2 separate regions of the Homo sapiens genome follow, and region 2 is linked to region 1. Evidence: read pairs that join two places in POLR2A ChIA-PET (ENCODE). Cell type or tissue: PC-9. All regions are shown on one strand. Each heading gives the region's core, and the rest is flanking DNA. Links, peaks and the distances in the headings are about the cores only. Region 1 overlaps PLB1 (phospholipase B1). Region 2 overlaps PPP1CB (protein phosphatase 1 catalytic subunit beta).

Region 1 (9,297 bases), core at 4,514-7,013:
CCCTTGTTTGCTCCCTCCTTCCCAGTCCACACAAATCTTCAGGGCTAAGCTAATTACCTGCCATTATTTTGGAAGCCTGAGGGCCTTGAGCTGGTCTACCCCATTACCACCCACTCCCATACCCTCATGGAATGCTGAACTCCCTCCTTTCCAGCAGCTTACATTTCCAAATTCGTTCTCTAAGACCCTCATCAGTTCCTATCTCCTCTATACAGCTTTCTCTAAATGCCCTGTCTTAAAAAAAAAAAAAAAAACAAAACCTTGAAATTTACAAAAGTAACAGATGTGAAATGATACAAATATTTAAACAAACGAATAATCTACCCCTACCTTAAGAATCCTGCCCCTTGCCACAGATTCCACACTCCCTCCTCACCCACATGCAAATACCACCAGAGCTCATTAGTGGTGAACAGACTCATATGTGCCTTTCCACATCTTTTTCCATGTTCATGCCAAAATGGAAACACATTCACACACATGTGGGGCTGGTGTTTGTTTCTACCGAAATAACTACCCTATTTTAAAAGTCCTAGGTGGAGGGGAACAACGCACACGGGGGCCTATCAGACAGTGGAGGGTGTGAGGAGGGAGAGGATCAGGAAACATAACTCATAGGTACCAGGCTTAATACCTGGGTGATTAAATAATCTGTGCAACAAACCCCATGCCACAAGTTTACCTGTGTAACAAACCTGCACATGTACCCCTGAACTTAGAAGTTAAAAAATAAAAATAAAACATCCAAGTCCTATATGTCATCTATGTGACTATGCATTTCTTTCTGTGTACGTTTCTTGTTTTTCCAGCCAGACAGGTTGCTGGGGGGCTATGACTGTGTTTCATACCTCATTTCCCTTAGAATTGCTAATAGAGTGTTGGTGTACACAACAATGGCTAAGTAATTGGCGAACACAATTCACTTAGCAAGACTGTGCTATGTGTGAGGAACCGGGCTCCCTCTGCCCCAAAGCACATGTCCTTAAATGGAGTAGGGAGCATGGGGCAGTGTGTGTGTAAGACCTGCCACTCTGAGTCTGGGTAGATGGAGATGAGTCCCCTGATGAAGGCAGGCAGACTTGAATGAGTGCCATCACACACCAACAAAACGCCTGTGAACAGTGGGGAAGGCGGGGATTGCTTCTCCCTGGGGAATTGAGGGGAGGCCTCATGGACGAGGGGGCTTTGAGCAGAACTGGGAAGGTGGCGAGACAGGGCATTCTACATCTCCTGGCTGTGTTTCAGTGCCTGACATGGGTAGGCCCTCAGTAACACGGGCTCAGCACTGAAAGCGGAGCCAATGCTGGGGAAGCACAGATTCTGCGCAGGGCCTGGCTGGACTCTGAGCTGCCCATCCTGGTTCATGGCTCACTACTCACAGTCAGAGAGTCACCCAGGGCGGCCACCACTTTGATGTCTGCTGGTCGGAGCTGGTGGACTAGGGGAGACAAGCAGAGAGGTGGTTGTGGGGGCTGGGGGTATCTACCTCTTAAAGTACACATTTTACCAGAAGTCTATAACTCTGTCCCACTGCTCCCCATTGTACTTATTTTCAGCTTAAGGCTTTAGCAGTTTTGCCCCTCCCATTCATTCAGACCAACCAAGGCACTGCAGGGAATGGGTTCCATGGCTATCATCCACCCTCAGAAGAGCCTGATTGACATTGGGGTGGTCCAGGAAAGTTCCAGCTGCAGGGTCATGTAGCACAGGCAGGTAGATCCCAATCCCTGACTCTACCTGCCTCACTGGGCAGGGAGGCCTAAGGGACTGCCACTGGGACTATAAGGAGACAAGAAGTAGCATCCAATGGAGAGCTCTGTGCACCTCCACATGGAAGCCCAGCTGTGGCGGCAGGCCGCAGGATCTAGGTCTGCACTGCAGGGGAATTAGCAAGTCCTGCTTAAAGCTCCAGGGTATGTTTGCAGGGTCTCCCCACAACCTGATATTCGGCAAGGCCCTTAATTGAAGGAGATGATGATGTTTTCACTCACCAGAGGTTGGAACACTATTGGAAGCCTTCCACTCTGTACACAGGAAGTCACTGCCCCAGTTCTAAATCAACAGGAGAAAAGATTCAGTGCCCAACACTCATTGTGCAGGGAGATAAGCTTCAGCCCAAGAAGAACCAGCTAAGGGATTTTTGATGGAGGCTAGAAATGAGTCACCATACAGGATCATGTGAGGGAAAGAACTGTGAGTTATAGGTGGGCTAGGAGGGAAATTAAAGGGGGAGAAATGGGTGTGTCTAGCTACCCCTATGCACAACCCATAGTGCATGTCTCCACATGTGCACCCACACACCACCTTTCTTATCCCCATATATCTATGCTTTGAATGGAGCCAGTGGCTGCCCCAAAGCAGGGAAGAAAACCATGAAGTCCTACACAGGTGGGTCTCCCAAAGGAACACAGCATTTGGATGCCTAACATGAGATTACAGGTATGTGTGTTTTATAAAATTAAGCTAACTGACACTAATTATAATGGTAGAACCTAGACAATAATTAAAATATTTTTAGAATAATAACACAAAATATTTTAAAATTGTAAAGCTCCTGGTTTCTGCCTGTCTTTTCTGGATACCTGTATGTCTTTTTGCATATTTAACTTAACAGCCTTATTCCTTATATGTTTTTAAATTGATGTAAGCAACCCTGGATGCTTTTAGTCAATTTTCTTTGTCTCTAATACAGAACATATTTTCCAGGTGCTGGGGAAAGGAGTGGGATGGGAAGCAGAGGGCATAGAAATGATTAGTACCAGAAATCTGGGGGAAAATTGAGTATCTTCCCAAAGTCTCAAATATATGCATACTGAGTATGGAGTAGGGCTTGACCAGCAGATTGACTGTCCAGGAGTCTGACTGCCAGATGCTATGAAAACTCATCTCATCTGTTCAGTCAGATGATGAAGATAAGACTTGTTGAAATATTCCTATCATGAGAGAGCAAAAATGGAACTTCTTTTAAATATTATTTGCTTAATCCTATGGAATTTGGTTTTTTCCCAAGGGATTGCTCAATTCATCATTCTGATGGATTTCTTCTGTTTAAAGGTTTAATGAACTCAAGAGCATGCTTGTGTGCAGATGACAAATACTCACAGAAAATGCAACGTAAAAAGTTATTCAGCCATCAGCACATGAGATATATCTCAGATAGTTGGTGAACCAGAGATAAGCATATTCCATGTAGATTAACAGATCCTGGTTGGAATTGAAACGTGCTCATCCGTCACAAGGGAAGAACCATGCACCACACCCAAAATCAGTGCATCCAAATCCCCTGAAGATCTTAAGCTGCAGATTCTGATTCAGCAGGTTTGGGGTGGTGCCCAGGACTCTGCATTTCTAAAAAGCTCCCAGGTAAAGCCTCTTTGTGGCCACTTTATTAGTTTTGCTTTTATTATTTTTAATTGACATATTAAGTGTACATACTTATGAGGCATAGTGTGATATTTTGATACATCTCTACAATGTGCAGTGATCAAATCAGGGTAATTAGCCTATCCCTCACTTCAAATATTTACCATTTCTTTGTGTTGGGAACATTCAAAATCTGCTGTTCTAGCTATTTGAAAATATATGGTAAACTGTTAACTATAGTCACCCTACTGTGCTATAAAACACTAGAAATTCTCCTTCCTATATAGCTGTAATTTTCTGTTAATCAATTTCTGCTATCTCTACTCCCCAACCACCATCCACCCTTCCCAGCCTCTAATAACCACTATTTATACTCTACTTCTGTGAAGTCAACTTCTTAAGCTTCCGCATATGGTGAGAACATGTAGTATTTGTCTTTCTGTGCCTGACTTATTTCACTTAACGTAATGTCCTCTAGGCTCATTCACGTTACCTCAGATGACAGAATTTTGTTTCTGTGGTTACTTTGAGTAGAAAGCTGTTAAAACAAACACACGCCCTTCTAGCTCTGGGATTTTTAGCTCTTCCAGCAGCAAAAGCAAAGATGCATGAGACTGAAGAACCAAGAGGGCAGATCCAGACCCATTCGGCTCACCACTGTCTACCGAGCACTTAGTGCAGTGCCCACTCTACATAGGCATCCAATAGGTAAATGAATAAATGAAGAAATGCCTGATTCACAAGATGCAGCTGACATTTCAATTCTCAGGGAATTTGGTCACTGGTTCAATGAGGACAAGCCTCCACTGGGCTAACGTGAGCCTGAGAAAATTCAGAGAGGCTGGACACAGCATAACCCGCAGCCAGCAATCTGGTATTGCTTGCACCCCAGAGCTTAGCATCCAATAGTTCTTAATGATTTCATATGGGTTAGTTTCTTCAGCTGGCTTATAAAATGTCTTTCCCCAATCACTCCTGCTGATGGCCAACCCATTCTACACATAGCAGTCAGGGAGATCTTTGAAAGACGTGAACCAGATCATGTCACTCTCTCCTGAGACCGCCAATGCCTTCCCATCTTTCTCCACTTGAAATCCAGTGGTTTTACTCAGTAATTCAGGCTTTGTGTGATCTGGCTCCTTGGCACTCCTGATCTCATTTCCCCCACTCTCCACCTCATTCTCATGCCCCCAGCCACTCTGACCTTCTTTCTCTTCCCCAAATACACCCAACACAGTCCCACTTCTGAGCCTGTGTGGTCCATGGTCCTTCTGCCTGGGACTGTGTTCCTGGCTCCCTGTATAGCAAGTGTCTCCTCATTATGCATGTCTCAGTTTAAATCTCACCTCAGGAAGGCCTGGCCTGCATGGTGCACCTGAATTTGCCTCCCTTGCCCCAGCCCCATCACGCTCCTCAGAGCTGTCATCACTATCTGAAATGACCATGCCTAGCCATGTATATAAGACACCTTTCTCAGTAGATTGTAAGCTACGTGAGGGCCGGGATCCATCTGTCTGGTTAACATTTCTGTCTTCCTGGAATAGTGTCTGGCACATAGTATGTGCTCAATAATTGTGAAATTCTACTGGGCTCTCACTTCCCTTGGTCCGGACCATGTTCGATACTTCTCTGCATGCCTTCTAGCCCCTAACATGAGACTGGATATAATATAGGTGTGAAACTGAAACTGCGGGTCAAACCCCATCCTGGTGACCAACAGACCTGATCCGGACCAGGCCTGACTGCCAGTCATGGTATAGTCCGGGGTCCTCCAGGCCGTCTTTGCAGTGGCCGTCCTAGGCTCACAGACATGGTTAATCCAATGGAATTAACCATGGGCTCTGAATCCTCAGCACTAGAATGATTGACTTGAACCAAACAAGGCCTAGGGGCCCACAGGAACATGAACGTGCCTCCACTTCCTTTTGGGTCCCATCCCCAGAATTGTAGTTCCCTCCCACTCAGCCTCCACCTTCCAAGAAGTCAACGCCACATCACACCAGCTGCCTCTCCCTCTTGAGAGGCTGAGCTGCCTAAGCAGTAACCACGTCTGTGAGCCCAGGATTGCCAAGGTCAAAGAAAATCGATCCATAGACACTTCCTCTGCTTGGGGGCTGACGTCAGGTAAGCAACTTGAGAACATGTTAGGACAATCCTGGGGCTTCGTGGTCCGGGAGCCTTTTCTGTACATTCCAATCCCCAGTATGTAAGAAGTACATTTCTGCTTCAGTGAATACTCTGAAACCTGTACCACACCCGAGCCCCTGGCAGGTGGAAATGGTTTGTGTCTGAGAGAGGCAGATGTGAGTCAGGGGTTACCTCAATGGCTGGCTTGATGGGGTACGTGTAGTTACTATTCCGAGGGGTTCTCAGGAAGGGCTCATTCTAAGAGAAAAAAAAACACATGGAGAAGTTATCTGACAGCACTGAAGTTTGCTTGAGAAGGAGAAAAACTAACAATCCTGCCCTGTAGATTTATTTAACATGATTCTTCTGCACTTATATAGAAAGAACTGTATAAACATAATTTCATTCATTCCCCCGGAGGGTTTTACATAACAGCTTTGGCAAGGGATGGACAACAAAAGGCGTGCAGAGGGTTTCATACCCATTGTAGTCTGGGGTCTGTGCTTTTGTGTTCCTCCTAGCAACTGAACAGCTCCCTAATCCTCAGACCTATCTATTTTCTTGGCTTTGTAATTTCTCTAGCAAGGGATTCATGTTTCAGCATTTTTTTAATCTTCCAGAAAGTGTTATGATTATCAATATATTTGAGTATCTGTAATGTTTTTCTTTCTGCCTCCTTTGAACTGTATGTCTTTTCCTCTTTAGGTTGGGTTCCTGTATCTTAGTCATTTTTTTTTTCTTGTAAAACACCCTCCTCATTCCCTACTTACCTATCTGTTTTACAATCAGTTTTCACATAAGCCCAGTCAAGAATCCAAGTCCCCCCAGTTGCAGGTGAGGAGTTAGTTAAAGAAGGAAGAAGGAAGCAGACAAAGAAGAAATGGGGAGAAAGCTAATGAGAAAATGTATAAATGACAGCAAAGCAAGATCAAGTTGATAAGACTGAGATCAGGAAACAGCAACCGGGCCCAGGGCTGTGAGCACTCTCACAAAATGTGCTCAGTGGAGTAGTAAGCCCATGGTCTGAAAATGTGAGAATAAAATGGGAACAAGAAGAAAAAACCAGGCTGGCACAGTGGCCCATGCCTGTATTCCCAGCGTTTTGGGAGGCCAGGGTAGGAGGATTGCTTGGGGCCAAGAGTTTAATACCAGCTTGGGAAGCATAGCAAGACCCCATCTCTACGACAAATTAAAAAAATAAATTAGCTCAACATGGTGGCATGTGCCTGTAATCCTAGCTACTCAAGAGGCTGAAGCAGAAGGATTGCTTGAACCCAGGAGTTTGTGGTTACAGTGAGCTATAATTGTGCCAGTGCACTCCAGCCTGGGCAACAGAGTGAGACTCTGTTTCAATAAAAAAAAAAAAAATTAGTCTGGGCACAGTGGCTCACACCTGTAACCCCAGCACTTTGGGAGGCCAAGGGGGGGTTCATCACATGAGGCCAAGAGTTCAAGACCAGCCTGGACAACATGGTGAAACCCTGTCTCTACTAAAAATACAAAAAAAAAAAAAAAAAAATCCAGGTGTGGTACACATCTGTAATCTCAGCTACTTGAGAGGTTGAGGCATGAGAATTGTTTGAACCTGGGAGGCAGGGGTTGCAGTAAGATGAGATCATGCCAGTTCACTCCAGTCTGGGTAACAGAGCAAGACTCTGTTTCAAAAAAAAAAAAAAAAAGGGAAAACCAGAATGTTGGAAAAGTGATCTCGTCTCATACCTGACCACATGTACGCAACCATGTTCTTGCCTGGCATTGTAGATGACTGACTTTGCAACCCCCAAATGCCCCACTTTATAGATGAGCAGCTGCTGAGCCCCAGAGTGAGGAAGGGACGGGTTCCAGGTTAGGGAACAAGTGATGAATGCCAAACTGGGGCCAGAGCTGACTGGACAAGCCTCTTGCCTGGTTCCGTTCCTCACACTGGAGGTCAGGCCAACAAAAACCCTGTTGGTCAGACAGCGGGAAAGGAAGAGAGGGACTCAGCAGCGACTGGGAGGACAGAGTCCACCCACACAGAGCTCTCAGCCCCCAGCTCAGATACTGGTTCCCTGAGGCACCCGACAAGTCTCCCCTTTCCCTGGTCTCAGCATTCCTGTCTGAAACAGGTAACCGATATCCTTTCTTTCTTGCTTGCTTTTTTGAGACGGAGTCTTGCTCTGTTGCCCAGGCTGGAGTGCAGTGGCGCGATCTCGGCTCACTGCAAACTCTGCCTTCTGGGTTCATGCCATTTTCCTGCCTCAGCCTCCCGAGTAGCTGGGACTACAGGCACCTGCCACCACAAATGGCTATTTTTATTTTTTGTATTTTTAGTAGAGACGGGGGGTTCACCATGTTAGCCAGGATGGTCTCGATCTCCTGACCTGGTGATCCGCCCGCCTCAGCCTCCCAAAGTGCTGGGGTTACAGACGTGAGCCACTGCGCCCAGCCCCTGACATCCTTTCAAGGAGAGGTACTCAGGGCCAAGTGGGAGAAGTGAGCCCTGGACCCTCTACAACAGCATAAGACAGGAGAGGGCTTATGGTGGCAGGTCCATGTAGCTACTTGGGCTTGTCTCGGGTTAACAGTAAGCATTCCCTGAGCATTCACCAACAAAGAGGGCGATCTGGGAGCATGCTATAAACAAGTGACCCATGCTGGTTGAGCAGCTCAAGCGTTAGAGAGCATTTCTAGGTGCCAGGATGAGAGGAGGAGAGAGAGAAACTCACAATTGGCTCAGGTGGGGAGACAGACTTGAGAAGCTGAGGCAGTGAAGCATCAGAGAATGGCATGGCCAGTCAGTGTAGTACCTGCTGAGGAACTGAGGCAAGATTTGGAGAGGTAGGGTCCTCAGAGACAAGACTCAGTGGCATTCTCCCTGCACGTCAAAGGAGCCCAGACTCAGCTTAGGGTCCAGGGGCTGGAGTCAGTCCTACCGTGACCAGAATGGGAGGCACTGAGGGAAGGACAAACTTGACCTTTTTGGAAGTGCTGCGAGTGCAACTGGACAATGTGTTTCATTGAATCTATTTGATCACAAGATCTACAGGTTGGGGAAAGGGAGGCAGAGCTAGAGGGCTAGAGGTCAAGGAGACACTAGAATGTGTTGCAGACTGAGGCCATGGCAAGAACAATTACAGCCCAGGGTTGTGGCAGACAGGCAGCCGGGGTGCCTCAGGGCTTTCCTCCCCCTCCCCTTCTTTTCTTTTTTTTCCAACTCCTATGTTCCTGTCTAATGGGTTTTATTGGGTTTTATTGGGCTTGTTTTTAGCTGGGTTTATTGACCATTGACCATTTGGTGCATGCATGAGTCAGAGTGGTTTAAAGGCCTGGAGCCAAAGCAGATGACGTGAAAGAGGGGTTTGATTGAGCCTGACTGGCTCTTGAAGGCTAGATTTGGAGCCCCCGTGAGTAGAAAGGGGGGCCGACTGAATGGCAGAACAAGGAACCGGTCTAGTAGTTCCAGCCATGCAAAGACGGTGTGGGCTGCCTGGGGAGGCAGAGCCCAGCCAGCCTCCTGATGTGAGTCAGCAACGTGAGTCAGTGGCTGTGGGACAAGGCCATCAACATCCTGGCTGCTTTACCAGGTGTAGTTCCATGGGGAAGGAGGGGTGATTTTCTTCGCTGGTTGTGCTGGTTGGATCAAACCAGATGTACAGTCACCACCTTACAAGGGGCCACATTCCAAGGAGAAATACCCATATGAGGCAGGGGTTGGCAGCCATGTGTGCAATGAGTGGCTGGAACTGAGAAGACTCTCAGCTGGGTGGTGGCAGTCAGAGGCAGGAGGACATAATGGTATTTCACGGGATGTCCTAAGAGGTTTTC
Region 2 (9,297 bases), core at 2,522-5,021, 190 kb before region 1:
GGGCGCAATGGCTCATGCCTGTAATCCCAACACTTTGCGAGGCTGAGGTGGGCGGATCACTTGAGCTCAGGAGTTGGAGACCATCCTAGGGAACATGGTAAAACCCCCCACTCTACAAAAATTAGCAGGTATGGTGGCACATGCCTGTAGTCCCACCTACTACGCAGGCTAAGGTGGAAGGATGGCTTGAGCCCAGGAGGTTGCAGTGAGCTGAGATTGTGCCACTGTGCTCCAGCCTGGGCACCATAGCAAGACCCTGTCTCAAAAAAAAAAAAACAAAAAACCCTGCCCATAGAGCTACATTCTAGTCACATACAAGACTGATCTAGGCCTTATGACTTTTAAAGACAAATGTAACAAAGTTTTTTTTTTTTTTTTGAGACGGAGTTTCCCTTGTTGCCCAGGCTGGAGTGCAATGGTGCCATCTTGGATCACTGCAATCTCCACCTCCCAGGTTCAAGTGATTCTCCTGCCCCAGCCTCCCGAGGAGCTGGGACTACAGGTGCGCACCACATCTAGCTAATTTTTGTATTTTTTTTTTAGTAGAGACGGGGTTTCACCATGTTGGCCAGGATGGTTTCGATCTCTTAACCTCGTGATCGGCCCGCCTCGGCCTCCCAAAGTGCTGGGATTACAGGCATGAGCCACCGCGCCTGGCCGACAAATACAACAAAGTTTTAAAGGAGCATTCAACATCCTAATGGATCTGTATAAGAAATAATTGATGATATATTAAAAATAAAATGGGCTGGGCATGATGGCTCATGCCTATAATTCTCCCAGCACTTTGGGAGGCCAAGGCGGCAGGATCACTTGAGCCTGGGAGGCTGAGGCTTCAGTGAGCTGTGATCAGGCTACTGCACTCCAGCCTGGGCGAGAGAGTGAGACCCTGTCTCAAAAAAAAAAAAAAAAAAGGGATTACAACTTGTGTTGTCAGTGAGCATACCCAGAGTTTGGGGAATTCACTAAAAGAAGATTAGGGTCTTCCACTCAAAACAGGCTTTACAGTACAGCAATAAAGACTTTTTAACCTGTTCTTTAATATGACCAATAGAATTAATTTCAGTGGAATTATCAAGCTGCAGTTAAGAGATGTGCTACAAAATCTGAGGCAATTACACTGGGAGGCAGAGATCTGTGTTTCTAAAATTTTTTTTTTTTTTTTTTTGAGATGGAGTCTCGCTCTGTCGCCCAGGCTGGAGTGCAGTGGCGTGATCTCAGCTCACTGCAAGCTCCACCTCCCGGATTCACGCCATTCTCCTGCCTCAGCCTCCCAAGTAGCTGGGACTACAGGCGCCCGCCACCACGCCCAGCTAATTTTTTATGTTTTTAGTAGAGACAGGGTTTCACCATGTTCGCCAGGATGGTCTCGATCTCCTGACATCATGATCTGCCTGCCTCAGCCTCCCAAAGTGCTGGGATTACAGGCATGAGCCGCTGCGCCCGGCTAAAATTTCTTATTGAAGTCAGGTAACAGTTTTATGTGCTGGGCCCAGTTATATGTTGGATCCTGAGCCTCACCCAAGATTTCCTGATAATCTCAATTCCTTATTACATGTGATAAACTACATTTCCTAATATGTAGCTTAATTTTTAAGTTGGTAAATTGAGTAGTTATGAGTTCTACAAGACATTAAGTTTTCTCCAGCAACTCCACCCTGCACATCCTCCTTCTCAGGGATTTTTATTAAACTAAGAGCTAGAGAGACAAAGTTTATATTTATTCAAGAATGGAACAGGTGTCAGTCTGTCAATAACCTGCTGGTAAACAGCAGCACTGTCAGAAACCATGCCAATTATCAGTTTGAGTTATACATATATTGGAGGTAGCATTTCAACACTCTGGTTTTGTTTCTTTGGCTTTTTTTTTTTCCAAAAAATATACTAGGAGATTTAAGACTTACTTCAGATTAAACTTGTTACATTAAGAAAACACTCTTGGCCGGGAGAGGTGGCTCACGCCTGTAATCCCAGCACTTTGGGAGGCCGAGGCAGGCAGATCATGAGGTCAGGAATTAGAGACCAGCCTGGCCAACATGGTGAAACCCCGTCTCTACTAAAAATACAAAAATTAGCTGGGTGTGGTGGCAGGCTCCTGTAATCCCAACTACTCAGGAGGCTGAGGCTGGAGAATCGCTTGAACCTGGGAGGTGGAGGTTGCAGTGAGCCAAGATCATGCCATTGCACTCCAGCCTGGGAGACAAGAGCAAGACTCTCTCTCAAAAAAAAAAAAAAGAAAAAAAGAAAAAAAGAAACTCCTCTGGACTACTTTTTTCTGTTGCACTGTATTACTTGCCTTTGTGGTTTTGTCGAGAATCAGTGTTTACATGATAGACCATAAATTACTGTGCCTTTTAATAAATTTGTACAATAATCTATGAAAGTTCTAGATGTTTAGCTGTGATGTCACTGGTTTTGTAGGAAAAATTTGGCCTGTAAATCTGCTGAATCATTCTGATTAGGCAGCTGTAAAAATTAATACATATTTTAACTTGCCGATCCTATGCCAGGCTTCACTGAAAAGCCTCCAGGAACAGACCTTAGGTTCCCACCTTTTTGCATATAGTATCTGAAAGGAATGCTGAACCTATTAGCCTCAGGCCGTTAGTTTGTTCTCTCTTACACACACACACACACACACACACACACACAAACCCTCCCCACCCGCACCCCCTGTTCACTTGCTATCTTCCACCCTGTATACCCCAAACAATGTGGTGTTGTAAGTAAGATTTCATAATCACATAAACTAGCAAAGATCCCTAAGAGGAAAGAAGCAAAGATTTATGGTCATTTTTGTAAAAATAAGGTTTAATAAAACATCAGCAATCTGCATGAGAAGGTAAATTACAATGAGAAACTTAAAAAGCTTACGGTCTAAGTCAACCAATGTAGAAGGTAGTGGTTGAAGAAAACAAGCTTTGACTTTTAAAATTTCCTAACCAGGGGATTTATTTAGAAATTCTGGCATTCAAATGTACATGTAAAATCCAATTTAACAGATCAAAATTGTTACACTAAGTTTCACTTAGTATCTAAGTATCCAATCACAATTGTATCTAAGTTTCACTTTTAAGAAACATTATAAAGGTAATTAAAACTCTAGGTGTATACTTATATGGAACTAGTTTATTTCCTATTTAACTACTGTTCATTGCGTAAAGTATGTTGTCCCAATTTTCAGCTGTTTTAAGGAATTATAAAACATTGAGATCTACTAGGAAGAGGGAAAGCCTACTTCTAAGTGATGCCACTAGTACAATCAGGCTTGGATTAAGTCTCTTCTCAGGGGCAGCTTTGATTTAGCCATGGACTCACAAGGAAAACAAGAGGTGGATTTGGTTAGGGAGCAACAGCAAATTCAGCCCGACCATATTCCTAATCTAAACACATTTTCAGCATAAAGATGTAAAAACAATTTTTTTTGGTTCAAAAGTTATGGTTGCCATGGAGACAAAAAGAATATACCTGAATTTATAAACTGAGATATATTTCAGCTCCTTGGCTTAAAATAATACATCTTTATATTCTTGAGACATATCTCAAGATGTTCCTTGCTTTGCCTTGAATAAAAATTTTTTTGAAAAGCCTATGTTTCTCGTGAACACACTCATACTTCAAATTTACCACCTATTTTAAGCTTTAAAATTCTTCTTGCCAGCATTTTTCAGCTAAAAAAAATCATTTCACGAATGTTTAGGTACTTTTTACAATGAAGGGATATGGCAGCATGGATACTGGGTAGCTGGCTAGGCTCTAAATACCTGATGACTCAACGCTTTGCACAAACCAGTCTTGCTGATTATTAAAATTTGTCCCTGGGCAAAATTAAAGCAATGCATGTTAAGGCTTCAAATGCAAAGGATTCACTGTAGTTGATTCTTTCAAGAATAGAAATCGACCATAACTTTGCTTTATAATCCATGTGATACACCACATTATAACAGATATCTACTGTGTTTCATGATTTCTGAATGTCATAACATTTGGATTAAATTGTATACAAAAAAATCACTAACCTGAAAAAAATCAGAGGAAAGAACAATATAAATTAGTGACACTGGAATTACAGAATCATTTTCTCCTAAGAAACAAAGTTTTATTTATTTCAAGTCGTGTTGCCAAGCAAATATTTGTAAAGAACACATTTTTATGACTGGAGGCTGTTTAAGTGGTTTTAAGAGTGCTTGAATAATTTTTAAACATGATAAATTTCCATCCTTTAAATTTAATGACCAATATTAATTAGCTTAAGTAGTGATTATTTTTTCACATTTAGTCTTTAAAAAAAAAAAAAAGGATTCCTATTAACCAACATACTTAGTCTTGACCTGGATGAATTTACAAAAGCCAGACAATGGGATACAGATTAATGTGGTTTAATACTGAGATTAATCAACATTGCCCTTTTTCCCTGCCAAAGGCTTATTTTCTAGACCTGCTTCACTATGACTACTAAAAGTGTACAACTAAAATTTTATTAGAAATCGCTCAGCTTACACACTCCAATCAGGAAGTTATTTAAATCACCTCAGATAAAACCTTTGTGACCTAACCTAATACATCATATGCAGATCATGAATACTTTCAGAAAAGAATCATTTCAATATGTCAAGGACATAGTATCTATGTGAATAAAATGTGTGCTTAAATGTCTCACTGTAAGGAAAAAAAAAATCAGTCAGGCTTCATATCAATTAGACAACTTTTACTAAATGAGAAAACTACATTTAAAATGTGCTTTAAAACAAAACGGAATTAGAAAAAAAGACATATGCATTTTAAAGAACTTTTGCACTGTGCTGAAAATGAAATATCTCTTGCAGTAAGTAATACAATGTGCCAATTCATAAAATGTAAGTTAACAGGTTTCTCAATTTAACATTTTCAAAGACGATATTAAGGTCAAAAATGTCACATCTATGGTAGCACATATAGAAGGGCATTATAGATATGATGTCCATCCCTATGAAGCTTACAAATTTGACAATGCTCAATAAAAGCTTTTAGAATCACATCCAATAGTGTCACAGTCAAAGAATCACAAATCTGTGTCCTGTAAGTTCTCTCCTTCTAAAATCTTCATGTTAACTTTTCTACTCATTGCCATTTGTTAATACTAACCCTTAAAAAAAAGAAATAGGAAAAGAAAGGCTGCAATAAACTTGATCAGGTACAGAAATTATTGCTACTATACTTCACTACAAAGCTTGTCTATACAGTATCATATGACCTTTGATTATGAAAAAATCAGAATAAAAATCTTTAGTGACATAAGCCTTACAATCGTATACAACATTCACATGGCAATATTAGACAGTTAAGCACCCAATACCCATAGTTGACAAAATGTCCCACTGACCAGCATTCATTTAAATACATCCTTCGTATAGAGGGAGGAAAAAGAGACAGTGTCAGCTTTCCAAGGCTTGTCAAAAAAGGATTCTCATGTACTGTGGATCTAAAAACAAACAACAACTCAAAAAAAAAAAAAAAAAAAAAAAGAAAGAAAAAAGAAAAAGAAAACCAATGCAGGTGAAGGTGTTACCAGGAAGTTAAGCATGCCAAAAGGTGTTCCGTGCGAATGAAAACCTAAAGCCAAGGTACCACATAATCACATTACCAACTAGTTGGGTAATACTATATGAGCCTTATCTTAAATGAAATGCTACTGCACAATAGAGCATCAATAAGTTAAAAATTAGAGTGCACAAATCCAAATCAGTGTCAATTCCTGTATAAAGCAAAATATTCACTATCAGCTGTAAAGTTTGCCCAGTCAAACTGTATGATTAAAATCACTGGATTGGACAATGTGCGTATTTTTTTTTAAAACAATCAATCTCTAAAATTCCTTTTTAATGTAATGAGGCGAAAGTTTTCTTAGTAAGATTAAACAGATATCTAAGTAGATAAACAAGGGAAAATAATAGTTGGTGAATGTCTGTAAAGCTCTTCCCATATTTCACTTTTAAAAATGTTTAGGGAAAAAAATTAGAAGTATTTGCCATTATTCTAGTGAAAACAAACAAAAACAAAACAAGCTCAAAATAATTAAACAACCAAGCAACACTAAAACCACATTACACAGATGGATCATCATGCTTTCATCTGGTTTAACTATCACATCTAGTTTAACTGGGATGCTTTTCAACTTTAAAAATTGTGATACATGAAGATGTAACTTTAATGGATAATTTTGAATTTGGATTTAACTTTGTTGACTATAACAGAGTATACTTATTACAATACAGTGTAGCACATCTTTCTATTAGAAAAAAATTTAAGATCCTTTACCCGTCTCCTTAAGTTAAAGGTGTGACATCATAAAGGGTGTCAAATGGCTGGATGGTTTTACAGTGCACACTTATATATTATGAAGTATGTCCTTAACAAATCTGATGGTTTCTTTACAGAATTCCTTTCTTCACCTTTTCTTCGGCGGATTAGCTGTTCGAGGTGGAGTGACAGGACGTCCAGAATTCAGTCCACCATACTGGTATTTAGCTTTCTTTTCAGATGGTTTCAATATCTTAAAGTAAATTATTAACAAATAATGTTATTTTTTCATGTACAGAAGTTAAGAAAATTGTTACAATTGTGATTTTCAATAAATGGCATAAACTGCAAAAATGCAATAAAAATGTAGAATAGCAAAGTTCCATAAACATTTCTTAAAGTGTGCAAATGTCTGAACTTTGTCATTCCACTCATATTTTAATAACAAAAGTACACTAACTCTATCAACTATCCAATCCTTAGATTTAAGTAAAAAACTTTTTGAACTTAGTGTATCTCTGTTGTGAGGAAAAGAACACTGGTTTAAGAGTCAGAAGATCTATGTTGTCATCATAATTCTGATACAGTAACTTAGGAGGGTAACTAACCTACAAGTCACAAACCCTTCAGACCTTATTTATTTATGTATAAATAGATCTTTTTACTTAAAAAACAGCTTTATTGATATAAATCTAATTTTAGAACATTTGTCACCCCAAAAAGAAAGCTTGTTCCCATCAGCAGTCACTCCCCATTCCTGCTCTCCACATCCTCTAACTCTAACCAACTACTAATCTACTATGTGTCTCTATAGAATTGCCTATTCTGAACATTTCATATAACTGGCATCATATAATATGTGGTCTTTTGTGACTGGCTTCTTTCACTCAGGTTTTCAAAACCAGTTTTGAAGTATCAGTCCTTCATTCCTTTTTATTGCTGAGTTGTACATTGTACAGTCCATTGTATGGATGTACCACAGTTTATCTATTCAGTAGCTGATGGACATCTGAATTGTGTGACTTTTTCGGCTATAAGGAATAATGCACATTTATGTAACAGTTTTTGTGTGAACATGTTTTCATATATCTTGGGTATATACCTAGAGGTAAAACTGCTGCATCATATGAGAACTCTATTCCCACCATTAATGTATGAAGATTCTAATGCCTCCAAATCCTTGCCAAAACTTGATACAGTCTGGCTTTTTTACTACACTCATTCTGGTGGATGTAAATAGAGCTTTAACCTACATTATACATAAAAAAGTCATGATTTTCCAAAACTAAAACAGTATAGAAATATGTACAAAGTATTTTTTAAAAACTATTTAGAACATAATAGTGCCTTAGTGAAGAGAATATATTAATCCAACACCACTATGACAACTGCTGGAAGGATAAGGTATGGTTACTATATTTAATTTGTAAATGAGCAATCAACCATTTACCATTCAATTGTACTAATTGATGGAAACAGTATATTATGATAAAGAGAAAGAGGAATGGGAAAGCCCCAATGCATTTTAAGAGAAATACAGTGTGTGTACATCAAAGACATAGAATAGCCTTTGCAAAAGCAAAGTACTGAAGCTGTTTTACTCAGTGAACAAGAATGATTTGTAGGAGCACACTAAAGCTAAAACTGGCCTCTTTTAAAAATGTAAATGTTGAAACCAAAAGTTGGTTCTTCAAAAGAATAAACAAGATAGACTGCTAGCTAGATTAAGAAAAGATCCAAATAAGCACAATCTGAAATGAGAAAGGTGACATTACAACCAACCCCACAGACATACAAAATACCTAGAGATTATAAACACCTGTGCACACAAACTAGGAAACCTAGAATAAATGAATACATTCACAAAAACACACATGCGCTCCCAAGAAATGAATTCATAGAAACACACATGACCTCCTAAGAAATGAATAAATTCATAGAAACACACACAAACTCCGAAGACTGAACCAGGAGGAAATTAAAATCCTGAACAGAACAATAACAAGTTCCAAAACTGAATCAGTAATAAAAAAACCTATAAACCAAAAAAAGCCCTGGCCCAGAAAGATTCACAGCTGAATTATATCAGATGTACAAAGAGCTAGTACCAATCCTACTGAAACTATTCCAAACAATCCAGGAAGAGGACCTCCCCCCTAACTCAGTCTACGAAGTGAGCATCATTGTAATACCAAAACCTAGCAGAGGCACAAGGAAAAAAGAAAACCTCAGGCCAATATCCCTGATGAACACAGATGCAAAATCGTCAACAAAATACTAAAACCGAATCCAGCAACACATCAAAAAGTTAACTCACCACAATCAAGAAGGGTTTATTCCTGGGGTGCAAGGTTTCAACATATGCAAATCAATAAATGTGATTCACCTCATAAAATTAAAAACAAACACCATATGATCATCTCAATAGATGCAGAAAGGCTTTCAATACAATTCAACACCCTTTCATGTTAAAAACCCTCAACAAATTAGGCACTGAAAAATTAGGAACATACCTCAAAATAGTAAGAGCCATCTGACAAACCCACAGCCAACATCGTACTGAAAAGGGAAATGCTGGAAGCATTCCCCTTGAGAACTGGAACAAGAGACTAGGATGACCATTCTCACCACCCCTATTCAACAGAGTACTGAAAGTCCCTGCCAGAGTAATCAGGCAAGATAAAGAAATAAAAGGCATCCAAATAAGAAGAGAGGAAGATAAACAATCTTTACTGACGATAATGATTCTATACACAGAAAACCCCATAGACTCCGCCAAAACGTGCCTGGAACTGATGAACAACTTTGTTAATCAGTTTCAGGATACAAAATCAATGTATAAAAACCAGTAGCATTTCTATACATCAAAAACATCCAAGCTGAGAGCCAAATCAAGAACTGCATTTACAATAGCCACAAAAAGAATATCAAGGAATACAGCTAACCAGGGAGGTGAAAGATCTCTACAACTACAAAGCACTGCTGAAAGAAATCAGAGGTGATGCAAACAAATGGAAA

What was found. Peaks named below come from ENCODE experiments on the same cell type or tissue, not always from the same donor. Only the 100,000 strongest peaks of a DNase experiment are listed, where the experiment ranks them.
Region 2: POLR2A ChIA-PET joins it to region 1 with 10 read pairs; 3 of 35 experiments call an interaction of 5 or more read pairs at or near these places.

What each region holds. Positions count from the first base shown.
Region 1 is chr2:28,610,482-28,619,778 of GRCh38, reverse strand. PLB1 (phospholipase B1) reads right to left here. Exons shown (of 58, transcript NM_153021.5): 44 at 5,683-5,748; 45 at 1,992-2,052; 46 at 1,380-1,438. Among named protein-coding and RNA genes, the nearest start is that of PLB1, 120 kb to the right of the region's middle. RefSeq lists enhancers at 8,138-8,802, 8,783-9,077, 8,847-9,116. In PC-9, for the core only: no CTCF peak of the experiment used is centred there; DNase peaks (open chromatin) are centred at 5,538 and 6,318; H3K4me3 peaks cover 820 bases; H3K27ac peaks cover 2,500 bases.
Region 2 is chr2:28,796,434-28,805,730 of GRCh38, reverse strand. It overlaps PPP1CB (protein phosphatase 1 catalytic subunit beta), which reads right to left. Exons shown (of 8, transcript NM_002709.3): 8 at 2,791-6,532. The coding sequence ends at 6,428. Among named protein-coding and RNA genes, the nearest start is that of SPDYA, 9.8 kb to the left of the region's middle. In PC-9, for the core only: no CTCF peak of the experiment used is centred there; a DNase peak (open chromatin) is centred at 3,760; H3K27ac peaks cover 2,500 bases.